Linked DNA regions of Homo sapiens: region 2 is linked to region 1. Evidence: chromatin loops called from intact Hi-C (ENCODE). Cell type or tissue: heart right ventricle. All regions are shown on one strand. Each heading gives the region's core, and the rest is flanking DNA. Links, peaks and the distances in the headings are about the cores only.

What was found. Peaks named below come from ENCODE experiments on the same cell type or tissue, not always from the same donor. Only the 100,000 strongest peaks of a DNase experiment are listed, where the experiment ranks them.
Region 2: it touches region 1 in a loop (5-fold over the local background); 79 of 110 quality-filtered maps call a loop at or near these places.

What each region holds. Positions count from the first base shown.
Region 1 is chr5:148,174,452-148,182,767 of GRCh38, forward strand. SPINK14 (serine peptidase inhibitor Kazal type 14 (putative)) reads left to right here. Exons shown (of 5, transcript NM_001001325.2): 5 at 902-1,168. The coding sequence ends at 947. Among named protein-coding and RNA genes, the nearest start is that of SPINK14, 10 kb to the left of the region's middle. In heart right ventricle, for the core only: a CTCF peak has its summit at 4,972 (motif pointing right); no DNase peak of the experiment used is centred there.
Region 2 is chr5:148,724,424-148,732,739 of GRCh38, forward strand. No RefSeq gene overlaps it. Among named protein-coding and RNA genes, the nearest start is that of HTR4, 74 kb to the left of the region's middle. In heart right ventricle, for the core only: a CTCF peak has its summit at 4,957 (motif pointing left); no DNase peak of the experiment used is centred there; H3K27ac peaks cover 608 bases.

The sequences.
Region 1 (8,316 bases), core at 3,596-6,095:
ATCAACCTTGAAGCCAGGAATTTGCTCCAGTTCACACAGATAATAATCAGCACCCACTCAGAAAAGCACATAGTAATTGAAAGTCCACTGGACTAGAAAGTAGACTCATTGTACCGAATGACATTCCTCAGGTCCGTTCTGGTATCTGAGCCCTTACATTCCCATATGCCAATTGATTGACTTCCACTCGAGAAGCTCTCAAATATCCCTTCAGGCCCTGAATTATTTTTTATTTTAAGAAAAATTGTAGTTTTGCTTTCTCTTAAATATCTTCACCCCCTTATGTGTTTGAAACTCTGAACTACAATGATGATGTAATTGCAAAGTTTGGATCTTCTAGCTGAGACAGTGTTTAGATTTTTGGATTTATGTGACATAAATCAGTGATTAGATACTGAAATCTTATAACGCAATGCTTTCAGCTTTGATTCCTATATGAGTGAGTGCATTTCACAGAGAGAAAAATTTTCCCCATGGCATCAGATTGGAGCTCTTAGCCCAATCATTTTGTAAATTTTGTGCAAGGAGCAATGACAGGAATGTGCAAAGCTCAGGTCATCCCCACTAATAAGTAATTCAGCCAAAGTGTGAGAGTATTAACAGAATAGTTGAGGATTGACATGCCTCACACATCACAAACTCGGACCTGATTACACAGCTTAATTTCAAAAAGACTGTAGCATGTCTCATAATATCTCCAGTGGCATCTTAGAATCAAGGAATGATAACTAGGTAAGAAATCCAATAATTTTGTCTTTTGTCATTAGTCAATTCCCTTTACACTCTGGATCTTAGTTTTTCCAAATATAAAACCAGGTTTTAGATAGATAATTTTAAAAGTATTTGTTTAGTTCTGACATTGTATTACTAAATGAAATGTTTATTCTGATTCTTCCTTTAGGAAATCTCATGGAAGAATCAGGTTTTACCATGATGGAAAATGTTAGCTGAGTGGACTTGAATGTGGAAGATATCTTCTTTTTTTTTTCCTCCATGTCTCCAATCTCCCTCTTGCGCTTTTTACATCTCCTTGCATTTGTTCTTCATGACAAAGAGCTATCACTACTGAGCTTGTAGCAGATTGTTCAAAGTTCCTTCCATGGACCTCTCCCCTCACTGACTGATTGCCTTCCATAGTCTCCCTAATAAATACACTTTTATGAAAGTCTGATTTGACTTGGGTCTCAGATCTGTGTCTAAAAATCTCAGAAGCAGAAGAAATTCAGAATTTCAGTCATGGGTCAAAGGCAACTATTGGGATTAACCAGCTCTCTAATGCTAATAACACTGAATTAATCTATGTCAAGCCTCCAGATTGTCTTCCGAAGAACATGACAGAAATTTCTTCCATATTCCTTTGGCATTAAAAAAAAAAGTAATGGAACTATAGGACATTGTACTCTGCTTGTAGGATTCCTGTTGCCTAACTTCTGCAAACTTATCATTAAACATCCTCCCTTTTGGATTCAGCCTCGAGACAGAGGTATTTACACATGTGCAGCTTTGATCAGCAGGGCCCCACATTCTCAGCAGATCTATTTTGCCTAGAAGAACACCTACATTGTTGGTATCCATTAATGTCCCATTGGTCATTAGCCTTTTTCTTAAATTCTCTGGACAAATTTTAACCCCTAAAACGTATAGGGACACCTTTTTCTCTCTTATACTTCATATGTATTTTTTACTTCTATATGTACAGCAGACTAATAATATGCACTAATATGCTCTCTTCCTTTCAGAACTTTGCTTCCTACTGGCTTGGGAAAGAGCATCTATTCTGCCTCTTACTACCTTGCAAGGCTGTGGTCAGAGTGTGTACATGTTCTGTTACATCTTTGATCTTACCTCCTGTGCTGATCACATGGTGAATACATGGCTCCAGTGAGAAGAAAACAATCACTTTTCATGTATCATCTTTAGAATTAATATCTCTGGGAAAAACTAGATATTCTCTAGCTTTATAGCATGCCAATTTCCATTGCTCCAAGTCCTGGGCTATGCAAGAACATCAAGAACTTCAGGGATCCTGGGAGGATTGTTTTTTAACATTATTGCTGTATCTTTGTTGACAAATCTTTTCTTCTGCAATAATTAATTTGCCATTAATGTCATCAAGTGAATTCTTAAAAATCTTAAATAGGCACTATTAATAGCCTTGCATGAGATCTGAGCTCTGTTATCTCTAATCCTCTCTAATGACTCTTTCTTTGCTTTGGGTAGTTTCTTCACACACGAGCACCAATTGTTAATCTTCTGATCCCTTTATCCAGCTCTCCTGTGCAGTAGTCCTGCAGACACCAGCCAGTTTAGTCTCTATTTCCTTTCAGCTCTGTATCCTCAACTCGTAATTGCTTCATTGAGATTCCTCTTTCCTATTCCTAGAATCTCTTACAATGCAAAAACCAAGGTCAACTACAGACTTTAATTTATTTATTTTCCATCTATCAGGAATCTGTCCTTCAGTGCCTCGTGTCCTAGTGTCATGTTTACATATTTGTCTGACTATTTTTGTTGTTTCAGGTAGGAGAATATATCTTATCTGGTTTTCCTTGCATCCTATTGTTTGAAAGTAGAAGTTGACTTTATCTTTTATCGTGCCATTGTACTTACGTTTTATACTTCTTTTTCCTATGATACCTCCTAAAGTCTACACTAGAATACGTTGTCATTATTCTACTTTTTGTAAGAATTCCAATGGACAAGATTTGTGCTCTATAATACTACAAATCTTTTTAGTAGATAAGAAAGCACTGACTTAAACTGTCAATGGGTAACAGTAAAAAGATCAGTAAAAATAATTTTTTTTCTGTCATTTGATAGTAGGCATTCCCAAAGATGTAAAGGAGATCAGCATGCATCTAAATGCAAGATGGCCTCCTTCCAGTGCAACCCCTAAGGATAATTTTCACAGGTCTCTTATGACTGCTAACATGAAAGGAACTTCCCCCTTTTGCGGTCCCAGCTCTGATAGTCACTGCCTGTGTTCTCATTCTTTCTCTCTCTCTCTCCCTCTGCCTTTGGCAGGTGATTTCAAATTCCTCCCTCTGATTCCCTGTATATTTTATGCTTTGGTAATTGATTAGCCCCAGGTTTTAGCTATTGCCATCTTCCACCCACCCTGCTTCCTCTGCATGACAAACCCACTCACATCTGTATTACTCTGTTGCCTATATACGTATAACTCACTTACCCACATCATGAGACTGTGCCCATATTCTTAGCATCAGACACTGGACATCTTTATATATACACATATATATATATATATACACACACACACACACACACATATATATATACACATATATATTCCATTTAATGACTTTGGACATGCGCATACAACCTTGAAACCATCGTCACAATCAAGGCAGTAGACATATCTGTCACCTCTAAAAATTTTCCTGTGACTCTTTGTTTTTGTTAATGCTGCTGTTGTTGTTGTTGTTGTAAGAAAAATTAATGAGATCTACCCTCAATAAATTTTGAAGTGCACAACACCGTATTGTTAACTATGGGCACTATGTTGTATAGTAGATCTTCAGAACTTATTCTTACATAATCAAAATTTTAAAACCATGAACAACAACTCCCCATTTCTCCCTCCCCCCAGTCCCTGGAAACTATTATTTTATTCTCTGCTTCCATGAATTTGACTATTTTATTTTTATTTTATTTTATTTGTTTTACTTTAAGTTCTGGGATACACATGCAGAATGTGCAGGTTTGTTACATAGGCATACATGTGTCATGGTGGTTTGCTGCACCTATCAACCCATCATCTAGATTTTAAGACCTGCATGCATTAGGTGTTTGTCCTAATGCTCTCCCTCCCCTTGCCTCTCATCCCACAACCACCCCAGTGTGTGTTGTTCCTCTCCCCATGTCCATATGTTCTCATTGTTCAACTCCCACTTATGAGTGAGAACATACGGTGCTTGACTTTCTGTTTCTGTGTTAGTTTGCTGAAGATGATGGCTTCCAGCTTCATCCACTTCCCTTCAAATGGCATGATCGAATTCATTTTTATGGCTGCATAGTATTCCATGGTATATGTACCACATTTTCTTTATCCAGTCTATCACTGATGGGCATTTGGGTTCGTTCCATGACTTTGCTATTGTAAATAGTGCTGCAGTAAACATACATGTGCATGTGTCTTTATAGTAGAATGATTTATAGTCCTTTGGGTGTATACCCAGTAATGGGATTGCTGGGTCAAAGGGTATTTCTGGTTCTAGATCCTTGAGGAATCACCATACCATCTTTCACAATGGTTGAACTAATTTACATTCCCACCAACATTGTAAGAGTTTCTATTTCTCCACTGCTTCACCAGCATCTATTGTTTCTTGACTTTTTAATAATCACCATTCTGACTGGCATGAGATGGTGTTTCCTTGTGGTTTAGAATTGCATTTCTCTAATGATCAGTGCTTATGAGCATTTTTCATGTTTGTTGGCCTCATAAATATCTTCTTTGTGAAGCAGACACTGGACATCTTAATTTCACTGGCTCTTGTGGAATCTTGAAAGTCAATCTATCTAATATGGATCCTATGCTTTTCTAAATTTGCTTTACACATGTTTTGATGTAATGAAAATTAATGCTATCACTCTCTCTAAGCCCTTTTTCACTCAAACTCAATTTTAATATACTATAAATATATATTCCTTATATCAGCTTACATATTGATCAAACTCATGAACATTTATTTAATTCAAGTCATCTTGTTTTAATGTTATTTTACTATTCATCTTAACTGTTATCTCAGGTTCCATTCTATTCTTCTGACCATAATTTTCCATTTAAATATTATCTGTTAAAAATCACTATCCTTGGTTAATTATAATAGAAACAAACATCTTAGTATGACATACAAGACACTTTATTTCATCTGTGAAAGACACTCTCGAAGCCCAAGTTGAACTATAATGAACTCTTGTAGGACTTGTAGCAAACCCTATTTGCCCATAAGGTGGCAGTAAAGCATTGCTCTTTAGACCAACAACTTTGACAATACTTTTGGCCAACTTGTCATATAACAATATGATTTTGGGGAAATTGCTAGATCTCTATGAGCTGCAGATTTCTTATCATCTAACATGGTAATATCCTTCTCCCCAGGAAGATGAAAGCTCCTAACATACTCAGCCTTGACGTTTATTCAGGTGTCACATTGGATGAGAGTATTGGGAAATGTTTCTAACTAATGGAATATTTGTAACTAACGAATGGACTAAATATTACTCTTCTAATCCTATGGAGTTTTTTTCTTTCTGATTAGCTTATTTTTACCCTGAGAAAGTTAATTCAGAGAGACAGACTTGTGTAAACTGTTTTCCATGTATTTTCCAAGCAAAAATTTGGAATGAGTTAGATATGGGCCCTATGTAGGCTTCCAGAAAGTCATTGTTATTTAAAATAACAATGAAAACAACATGACAAATCTAAGCCACAGTTAATTTTCTTTAATATAAAATTCATTGATTTATTTTTATTATTATTTTCAACAAATCATAATTGTGTACACTTACGGGGTGTAATGTGATGTTTTGTTATATGTATACAAAGTGGAATGATTAAATCCATCTAATTCACATATCCATCACTTCACTTATTTTTTGTGGTGTGACATTGCAAATTTACTTTCTTAGCTATTTTTAAATAGGCAACATGTTTTTATTAACTATAGTCATCCTTCTGTGCAGTAGATTTTATAAGCCTATTATTTTGTGTAACTGAAACTTCGTACAATTTGATAAACACCTCCTCATTCCTTCCTCCCCACCCCCACTTCTAGCTTCTGGTAACCAGCATACCATTCTCTACTTCTACTTCTATGAACTTGATCTCTTTTAACATTCTGCATTTAAGTGTGAGTATGTGGTGAAAGTGGGCATCTCTGTCCTATTCCATATCTCAGAGGAGAAGCTTTCAGCTTTTCACCATTAAGTATGATGTTAGCTGTGGGCTTGGCATATATGCCATAACTGTGTTTAGGTACATTTCTTCTATGCTAACTGTATTTAGGTACAGTTTTTTTCTTTGCCTGGCTTATTTCACTTTACATAATGTTCTCCAATTCTGTACATATTGCTGCAAATGACAGAGTTTCTTTCTTTTTAAAAGATGAATAGTATTCCATTGTATATCACACTTGGAAATATATCACATTTTCTTCATCCATTCATTTGTTGATGGACATATAGATTGTTTACATATTTTTTCTATTGCAGACAATGCTGTAATGAATACAGCATGCAGATACCTCTTCCACGTGTTGACTTGAATTCCTTTGGGTATATACCCAGAGTGGGATTGCTGGATCATATAGTAGTTCCATTTTTAGTTTTTTGAGGAACCTCCATCCTGTTTTCCATAATGACTGTACTAATTTACATTCCCAATAAGAGTGTACAAAGGTTCTGTTTTCTTCACTTCCTTGCCAGCACTTCTTATCTTTCATTGTTATAATAGCCATTCTAACAGGTGTGAAGTCATATCTTATTCTGGTTTTAATTTGCATTTCCCTAATTATTAGTGATGTAGAGCATTTAAAAATAAACATGTTTGCAATTTGTATGCCTTCTTTTGAGAAATGTCTGTTCAGGTCCTTTGCCAATTTTTAATTAGATTATTTGTTTTCTTGCTATTTAGTTGCTTGAATTCCTTATGTATTTTGGAATACTAAACCTTTGTTAGATGCATGGTTTGTGAATATTTTTTTTCCCCACTCTGTGGGTTGTCTCTTTACTCTATTTTTTCCTTGGCTGTGCAGAAATTTTCAGATTTGATGCAATCTCGTTTGTATTAATACTTTTGCTTTTGTTGCCTTTGTTTAGAGTTCAGATAAAAAAAATCATTGCTCATACCAATGTTATAAAGCTCTTCCCCTGTTTCCTTCTAGTTTTACGGTTTCAAGACTTACATATAAATCTTTAATTCATTTTGAGTTCATTTTTATATATAGTATGAGATAAGAAACCAATTTTATTTTTCATCAGGCAAATATTCCATTTTCCCAGCACCATTTATTGAAGAGACTCTCCTTTTCCTTTCTCCATTGTATGTTTTTAAATTTTATTTCAAAAATCAATTAGATAAAAATGTGTGGGTTTATTTTTGATCTGTCTATTCTGTTCCATTGGTTGATGTATCTGTTTTTATGCCAGTTCCATGCTGTCTTTATAGCATGGTGCTGGCATAAAATAGCTTTATAATATATCTTGAAGTCAGGTAGTATGATGCCTCCAGCTTCATTCTTTTTGCTCAGTATACTTTGGCTTTTCACGGTCTTTTGTGGCTCCATACGAGTTTAAGAGTTGTTTTCTCTGTTTCTATATAAAAAGACTGGAATTTTTATATTGAATGTTTAGATCATTCTGGGTTGTATAAACATTTTCACAATATTAATTCTTCCAATCCATGAACACAGATATTTCTCTATTTTTTCTTCAATTTGTTTCGTCACTGTTTTATAGTTTTTTTGTATATAAATCTTTCACCTCCTTGATTAAATTTACACCTAAGTGTTTTCTTTTTTGGTTGCTATTGTGGATGGGATTAAAAAATTTTTTTGGATAGTTCATTATTCGTTTATAAATACTAATTTTTATATGTTGATTTTGTATGCTGCCACTCTACTAAATTTGTTTATCTTTTCTAGTAGTTTTCTTTGTGGCATCTTTAGGGTTTTCTATATACGAGATCATACCGTCCACACACAGAGACAATTTCAGTTTTTCATTTCCAAAAGTTTTCATTTAATTTCAACAAATAAAATGATTTTTGTTCTATGGTAACTTTGTTTTCATTTTATGTGTGTATGTGTGTATTATGTGTAAACATTTGTGTGTGTGTGTGGCAATAATAGCTAAAATCTACTAATTTAGCATGAATCCCAATGTAGTAATGGGTAATTTTATTACCCGTAGTTCTCATGTTGTATATTAGATCTCTAGACTTATTTATCCTACATATGGGCTATTTTTTAAAATATTTTGACCTACATCTCTGTATTTTCATACCCTTCCACACCAAACTTACCCCTGATAAACACTGTTTTGTTCTCTATTTCTGTGTATTTGAATTATTTTGAGTTTCACATATAAATGAGATCAGGCAATACTTTTATTTTTGGGTCTGGCTTATTTCACTTAGCATAATGTCCTCCAGACTCATTCATTTTGTGGCAAATGGCAAGACTTCATTTGTTTTAAGGGCTGAATAATATTCTATACATTCATACGTGTGCCACAGTGATTTTAATCCAGTCATCCATCAATGAACACTTAGGTTCTTCACATATCTTGGCT
Region 2 (8,316 bases), core at 3,398-5,897, 550 kb after region 1:
GTAACAAGCTCAGAAAAGCAAGGCACAAATGAAGTCCTGATGACTTGAAATTCATGACCCACGTGAACAAGAAATGCCCATTGACATTATTCACTTTGGCACAAGGTAGCAAAACCACTTACAGCCCACACAGCTGGTGAGGATGGAGTTCCTGTTACACTGAGAGGCTAGAACTGAGGCAGGTATTGGGAATAGATGTAGTTGTGAGCAAGTCCTAAAATCAGGGAAACCCAGAGTAATAATAGCTAACATCTACTGAGGGTCTACTATGTGCCAGACTTTGCACTGGATCTTTATATGAATTATCTTTTACTATTATCATTACCACCACTAACTATGAAGCATTTACTGAACATATGTTATGTGCCAAGTATTTTTCTATGTATTTTATCTGCATTATCTAATTTAGTCCTTACAACAACTGTATGTGCTAAATATTTCGTATTTCAATTCTTACATAAAGAAATTCTGAAAAATAACTGACTAACTTGTCCCTGATTCAATACCTTGCTCCCAGGTCACACAGATGAACAAGTGACAGAGCTGGGATTTTAATCCAGGCATCCTGAATCTGGAGTCCCAATCACTGCCTCATGATCTCATTGAACCCCTAGGAGTAGCTCTTGCTATATGCAATTTACAGTTGATGAAATAGACTCATTGAGGCTGCATGATTTGCCAAGGACATCAAGAACCTTCTGGTGTCCTCATTTAATCAACCCAGAAGGATCTTGCCTTGGATCACCCATTAAGAAAGTGCCAAGGGCACAGTGAATTTGTGTGTTCCCATCTCAAAGGTAAGGATGGGCTACTTACACTAAACGGTTTCCTCATCTGCTGCACAAGTCTCTCAGTTTTTGCCTCTGGTTACCTCTTTCATTTTCTGGCCATCTCATAAAATCTAGAATACAACTTTTTTCTGTCATTCTTCCTTTCTTCTCTCTCTTCATTCCTAGCAAGTGAATCTCACCACATATAAATCTTAATCCAGAGAGATACTCCCTGAAACTCAGTGAAGTCAGCCTGGGAGGTTTCAGGAAGACAGTAAGGGCAAATGAATCTCTAAATTACTTGTATTAATCAAATTCCTCCTAAATTTCCTCACTTCATTGTTTTCCCACATGACCACACCGGCTTAGAGCCAGATCCTTTCCTTAGCACAATTCGTGACACCTGATAGTCTTAAGAGTTGCTTGATCTAAGACAATAAGTTACTGCTCTGCTGTAGAAAACCGGGTAGCATTTAACTGGTGGAAAGAAAAAGGGGTGGGCAGTAGTGAGCCGGAACTATTTATGAAGCTCCAAATTGGACTTGACATGGCTGGAAGAAGGCAGGAAGAAAAGAGGGCAGAAAGCACAGGAAGAAGAGTCACCATAGTTTTCATGTGAATAAATATTAGAGCAGCTCGCTAAGGACACAGGTGATTACTTCCGTCATTTCTCAGCATATAGACCAGCAGGTGCAGATAAGGAGCATGTCCCTGTGGGAGGCTCAAGGTGCTGCAGTGGAAGTACTAGCATTTTGCAAATAGCCCGGAGTATGCAGGATGCTGGGCATGCATCACCTCATGTCGTTCTCACAAGAGCACTGCCAAAGTGGCTCCTAAATAAAAATGACACAAACGGCTATACACTGAGAAGTAACTTTCCTGTCTTTGTCCCTGTCTAACGCCATTCCCGTGCTTAACCTTTAATGGGAGCCATTTGATTTGTCCCTCATTTATCCCTCTGATTTTTTTTTTTTTTTTTGAGACAGAGTTTCACTCTTGTTGCCCAGGTTAGAGTGCGATGGCATGATCTTGGCTCACCACAACCTCCGCCCCCGAGGTTCAAGTGATTCTCCTGCCTCAGCCTCCCGAGTAGCTGGGACTACAGGCATAAGCCACCACGCCCAGCTAATTTTTGTATTTTTAGTAGGGATGGGGTTTCTTCATGCTGATCAGGCTGGTCTCGAACTCCTGACCTCAGGGAATCCGCCCGCCTCGGCCTTCCAGAGTGCTGGGATTGCAGGCGTGAGCCACTGCACCCAGCTGATTTTTTTTTTAAATTTTGTTTGTTTTGTTTTTGTAGATACAAACAAATGAAATTATATAGTCTTATTTTTACCCAGGAGCAGTAGTATTATCCATGCTCTGTACTCACAGGGAAACCAAAGTTCAGATAAATTAACTGTTTCTTCCTCTGGGCTGGTCTGTGGCTGATGCAGAATCCTCCTGCTCCTGGAGTTGCTGCTGGCAACAGGATCCAGCCTGAAGATCAAGGATCAAGGGACACAGCTGAGAGTCACTGTAGATTCTGAATTCAGAGTTGCTGCTTGAGTTAGCAAATTGGAAGCCCTGAAAAATGCCATTCCCCTTTCCTGTGGTGCTAAGAAATCAAAGATCTAAGCTTTTGCACCACTAATGCCTGAAGCTGGAGGTTTTCATGAACCATTCAATGGGTGTCTTTATGAAAGCTTCCTAGAAAGAAAGGCTGAGGTATGTGTGCTTGGGGTAAGGTTGTCAGATAAAATACAGGGTGCCCAGTTAAATTTGAATGTCAGATAAGCAGTGAGTAATTTTTTATTATAAGTGTGCTTTGCAACACATTTGAATGTGTTTGAGGATGATGATGATGATAATGATGATGAGCTAAATCTGACGGCCCCAGCATAGGGAGGTGTTGAACATTGGCCTTTAGTCCTCTAAGGAACAGCTGGCCTCAGATCTGAGGGGCTGATGGGTTCCTAAAGTTTTGGGTAAATTGGGATCTAACCCTTTATATTAATAAGTCCTAAAATAGAAGTCTTGACTTCTAGGTTTCATAAACCTTAAGAATAGAGAAGACGGAGAACCTTCATTATTTCTGGAAATACGGCTTTTTGAGAGTTTTCTCAACCTCAATTAAACTGCCACAAAAGGGCCTGAGTATAGCAACTGTAGCCTAACCTAGCTAGTGCTGTGTTGGCATTTCTCGGAATTGTTTGTTGTTATTAATTTAGCAGGTGTAAAATGATTTATTTTACTTTGGTTTCACTTTCTTGATTATTTCATGAGCTAATATAAAATCATTGCATGATTGATTTCTGTTTCTTTACTATTCGTGTTTCTTCACCATTTGCACTCTTCTGTGTTTCTATTTGTGCTCCCCTTCATATAGAAAATAAACCCTTTTATCCATTTATGTCTAATTTTAAATGAGCTCATCACAGATTATTATAGATATTAGACTGTCATATTTGATGAAAAACATTTTCTGTCTTGCTTCTTATCCCTTAATTTTAATTTTTAATTTACAGATGTTTAATGTTTATTCACATGAGTATATCAATATTATTTCCTTTGTAGTTGTTTCTATTTACTTCAAAGCAATAGAAATTTGTCATCCCTGTATTCATCTTATAAAAGTTTTACTTTCTACTTGTCTTTCTATGCTTAAGAAAAATCAATTAACTCTTTAATCTAGTGATTCTCAAAGAGTGGTTTGAGCATCACCTGCACCAGATTACCTGTTTTGTTTGTTTGTTTGTTTGTTTTAACGCCCATCCCCATTACCCTTGGAAGACCTTAGTAATCAAAGTTATTCCAAAGGACCATGAAAACATGTATTTTTAACCACCTTCTAGGTGATTCTTCTGCATCTGAAGCTTGCAAATCACTTCTTTAAGCCATATGAAATTACTAGACATCTTTGTTTTCAAGCAATAAGTTGACTCGAGATAAGCAAAAATAATATTTGTTGGAAAAATTGGGAGAGTGGATGTAATTGAAGTAAAACCTGAGGAGCTTGGCTTGGAGATGGAAAGATCACGCAGCTCCGGCAGACCTGAAAAGAATACAGGAGTGAAATGAAGGAACACTCACTGTCCTCGACCCATCTCCACCCCCACTCCTCAGGATGTAAGCTCCATGGGAACAGGGATCTCTGCCAGAGCAGGTGCTCAATGAGTGTTTTTTCTTGTTGTTGCTCCATTCACAGCCCCTTGAAACTGTCTCCAATTGTCCTGACTTCGGCGACAGCCACCTTGTGACCAGAAAAGGGCAGAGAATTTATAGTCCCACCCACACTGCATATACAGAAGAGGTTATCTCCCAAAGGAAATTAAATTTATCACCACAGGAAGGAAGCAACATCTTCAGTGGGTTAAAAACAATTATCTAGTGTATCATCATATAAAATATGGCTCTAAGATAATTTTTTCCCAAATGGTTTGCCAATTATTCCCCAAATCGCTTATTCATTCATCAGTTTTTCAATATTTCTTATACTGAGTACTTTACTTAACATGGGTCACACGGCAACAGCCAGTTACATCTATATTGAGATTTGTATTTTTATTCCATACACCTGGAACTGGAGGTTAATAACATTAAATTCACTTCATTTAAGATACCAGGTTTTCCCATTACCTTTTAGAAACCATTAAAAGATTAAATAGGCTGTTCCTTGTGCTACCTACTTGGTTTCATTTTCTCCAAATATGCTTCTAGTTTTAATAACCTTATTCTTTGAATTGCAGGCATCTTGCATTTCCCTCTAGGACTAAAAGTATGTTTGTTTAGCAATGGAACTCACTCTGCTTTTTTTCTCTGTCTTTAGGTATAATCCACACAGAAATCAATCATGCAATTAAAAATTTTCTTCTTTGAACTTCTCAATAACAGTGATCTCAATCTTTTTCATGTGAGTTTATTTTAGGAGATATAAAGCCACAGAAAACCAAAGAGGAAAGCTCTAGCAATATGTACCCATAATTTCTCAAGGTTCTTTAGCATTCAAGGGAGGCTTTCTGCTTAATAGCCAAATAATTCTATCTAAACCCCCATTCAATATTTTATCAATTTATTGTATAATAGCTATATTTTATCCTCCTTCTTACTCCTGAGAATTCTCAGGAAATAGTTCACACAATAACAAATCCACCTTGATTATCATTGGCCATCTCTTACTCTGAACCACTGCTGTAGGCCCCTCTGCTGGTCACCTCTCACAACTGTTTCTCAGGATCTTTTTGCAAGATGTTCTCAAAGAACACAGCCCAAGGGACACAGCCCCTGTCTTGGTATAGCCCATGCCAGAAGAACACAGACCTTTTCCTAATTCTCCTTAACCCAGCACATGCTAAGCTGTGAGGTCTGATGTCTACTGAAATATTGATAATAATGCAAGGAAAATGAAAATTTGTAACTGATACGAGATAGAACCACTCCTATGATCCATAGGTCTGAGAGTGTTTTTCCTCCTTCCTTCCTTTCAAGAACTGGCTCATCTCCCCCATGAGAATTTTATTGTCTTTTTTGCCCATTGAGTCCAAACTCTTACCTGCTTCAGCCCCAGAGGAATGAAAAAGCAAACCTACCCCCTTCCCTAATTTAAGGCCCAATTTATTTCTTTGATAGAATAAATCACAATAAAAACATATCCTTTCCACTATTCTGGGCTCCAGACAAGGCCACTAGAAAGTATAGTTCTCTACATATGTTCATCTGACTGGGGGACACAGAACACTTTAATCCACAGTGAACTAAACCACACCAGCTGCAGATCATGTTTACAGCTCAGCTGAAACAAAACATCAGATCTGCCTGCTGCCTGTTGGGAGGAATCAGGTCTTAGGAAGATCTATCAATATTTAAGCCAACATATTTCCCAAGAGAAAACAGTGATTTTTCTGGGATAGCCCAAACTAAATCTACATGAAGAAAATAAAACATCTCTTCTTGTAAGGACACAGTCATATCAAGGATACTCCCAATTTGTATTACTAACAGAGCACATAACTTACATCCTGATCTGAAAACTTTAGCAGGATTTTACTGACATCGTGGGTTCAGAGCTTCCCTGAGTGGAGGGAAAAGCAGGCATCTGTCTTACATGTATGTGATGTAATGTGTCGCCAAAGACTTAAGGCTAGGAAAGCAGTCCAGGAGGGCAAAATAAGCCTTGAATTCCCTGGTGAAGCATGATGAGTGATGTACAGAGGAATTTGGTAAACAGCAGGCTGAAAGTTTATGCTGGCAAATGTTACCTCCAGCAGCAAGACCCAGTATGAGAGACAAATGAAACATCCTTGGCAGCAAAGGCAGGTTTCTATTATCTTTGTTGTAAGGAGGCTTATCCTTGGGTCACAAAAGTCTGTCCAGGGTAATGATTCAGAATGCCATAGGGAGCTGCCAACAGCAAGGGCTGAAGGGAGGATTTGATTCATCTCTTGCTGGTATTGCTTCTCTTGCGGTTTCAATGCTAGAAGTGAAGTATCAGTGACAAGAGCTTGCTCTCCTGGAGAGGTGTTCAGAAGGCACAGGAGCCAGCAAGGTGGGCTCCATTTCAGGTCTTCACCATTTATGAGCTGGGCGGCTGTAACTCTGGGCGAGGTGTTTCAAATTTCTACCTGCCAGCTGGAAAATAGCACAGCGAATGGAGGATCTGGGCATGCTTTACTAGTTTTCAAGCTTGGATGACGGGGGGATTGGCAAAAGTGAACACCTAAGGGGAGATGGATACAGATGGCAAGACAGAGAATCACGGGACCCCTTTTACAAATGAGTAGCCCCCAACTGTCAGATAATTTGAGCTCGGTTTCCCTGCAGTTTGTCCTTTTCAGATTTTTTTGTAAAAGTTTAAAGGAGCTCCAGCACAATTCATTTGACAATAGTAACTATTTACTGTGACTACTTCCAATTGTGGCCAAGATCTGCCCTCTAGTGGTCTGACAATTGCAATGCCTCTTACTATTACATTGTTGAACTTGGTAATTTTCAACGGTCGGGCGACCCCTGTTGTCATAATAGTCGTATCTCAGTATGTTGAGCTAAAAGAAACTTCAAAAATCATCTGGTCTGTTTCTTTTCATAACTAATTCCTCCCAAAAATGCACCTGGCTCTTGCTTTAACACCCAACTCCACGTAAAGATAGCAGAGCAAAACAGGATCACAGAAACTTCTTTCCCCACCTGATGAAATGGTTATTTTTTAAGCCAAATAATACATTAGCGGCTAGAGAGGAAAGGGTACTGCTTGAATCATAAGGTTTGGCATCCATGAAAAGAAAGATTCTGATATGACTGGTACAACTTCTAAGGCCAGCCCTTCTCCCAAAAGCAAAGGTAGTCAACGAAATACTGAGAATTCAAAAGAATATGCTTTAATTAAAAAATAAATAGAAAGCCACACCCACCTCTGAAACTGATTCTTTGGTGAGGAGAAGACACGATAGTTCCAGATAAAGTGAGAAAGACATCAAGGAGAATCCATCCGCGTCATTTTACAGAAACTACAAACAAAACTGCTCCCTGTTAAGCATGAGCAAAATGAAAAGAAACAGTACAAAATTATGCAAATCTGCTACTACAAAATAAGTAGTAAGCAAGAAAAAGGCAAAACAAAACCAAAACCAAAAACCCTCAGGAAGAAAATAAAACTCAAAGGTGAAGTGCAAGTTCTTTTTGAACGCTTAATTACAGAGAAGAGTTCATTAAGAATATCAATTCAGTAAAACAGTACCTCTAAGATAAATTATAAAATAAAGAAGATGGAAGAAGACATTGTGGAGCTAAGAAAAATTGAAAAACAAAACAATGAGTTATAAATGTAATAAGTTATAAATTGCAAAGGAGAGAAAAATGTAGCTGCAAATGTCATGGAGAGATGGCTGGGGACAGTCATAGAAAATGCAGGATGAAAAGACAAAGCAATTAAAATAAAGGTAGATACAGAGAGAAAAAATTATCCAACGTGAAGACAACTGACATCCTTAGAGTACAAGGAAAGAAAAAAGAGAATTCAAAGATATAACCTAAAAAGTTTTCTGAAAAGAAGAACGGTATTAATGGATAAAAAAGAGGACAATTATGTCAAGAGAAATTGATACAGAATGGTCTAAATTGGGAAATTTCCTGGTTAAACTGTTAAGTGTTAAGAATCCAGAAAAAAATTTGACATTTAGGCAGAAAACGGCAAGTCAGCCCCTATAGGGGGAAAAAGTCAAGTGGTTTCAAGGCTTTGCCATGGCAACTCCAGTACCAAGGGACATGGAGTAATGACCACCAACTTCTGAGAGAAACAACATGATTCAAAAATATTGTACCAAGCTAGGGTGTCACCAAGCATGGAGATAAAGGGCAGATATTTTTTGACACGCAAGAGCTCGGGAAATATAATACTCATGAACTCTTTTTGAAACAAAACCAAACTACACACAACTGGCAAGTAATCCCATCGAACAAGAGATGAAAAATAATAAAGAACTCGAGTGAAAAAGCTGTGATGAAAAGAACTCATGTGGAACACCATGTTTATTTAATTTCACAGCTAAGGCTAATCCTGTGTGGCCTTGAA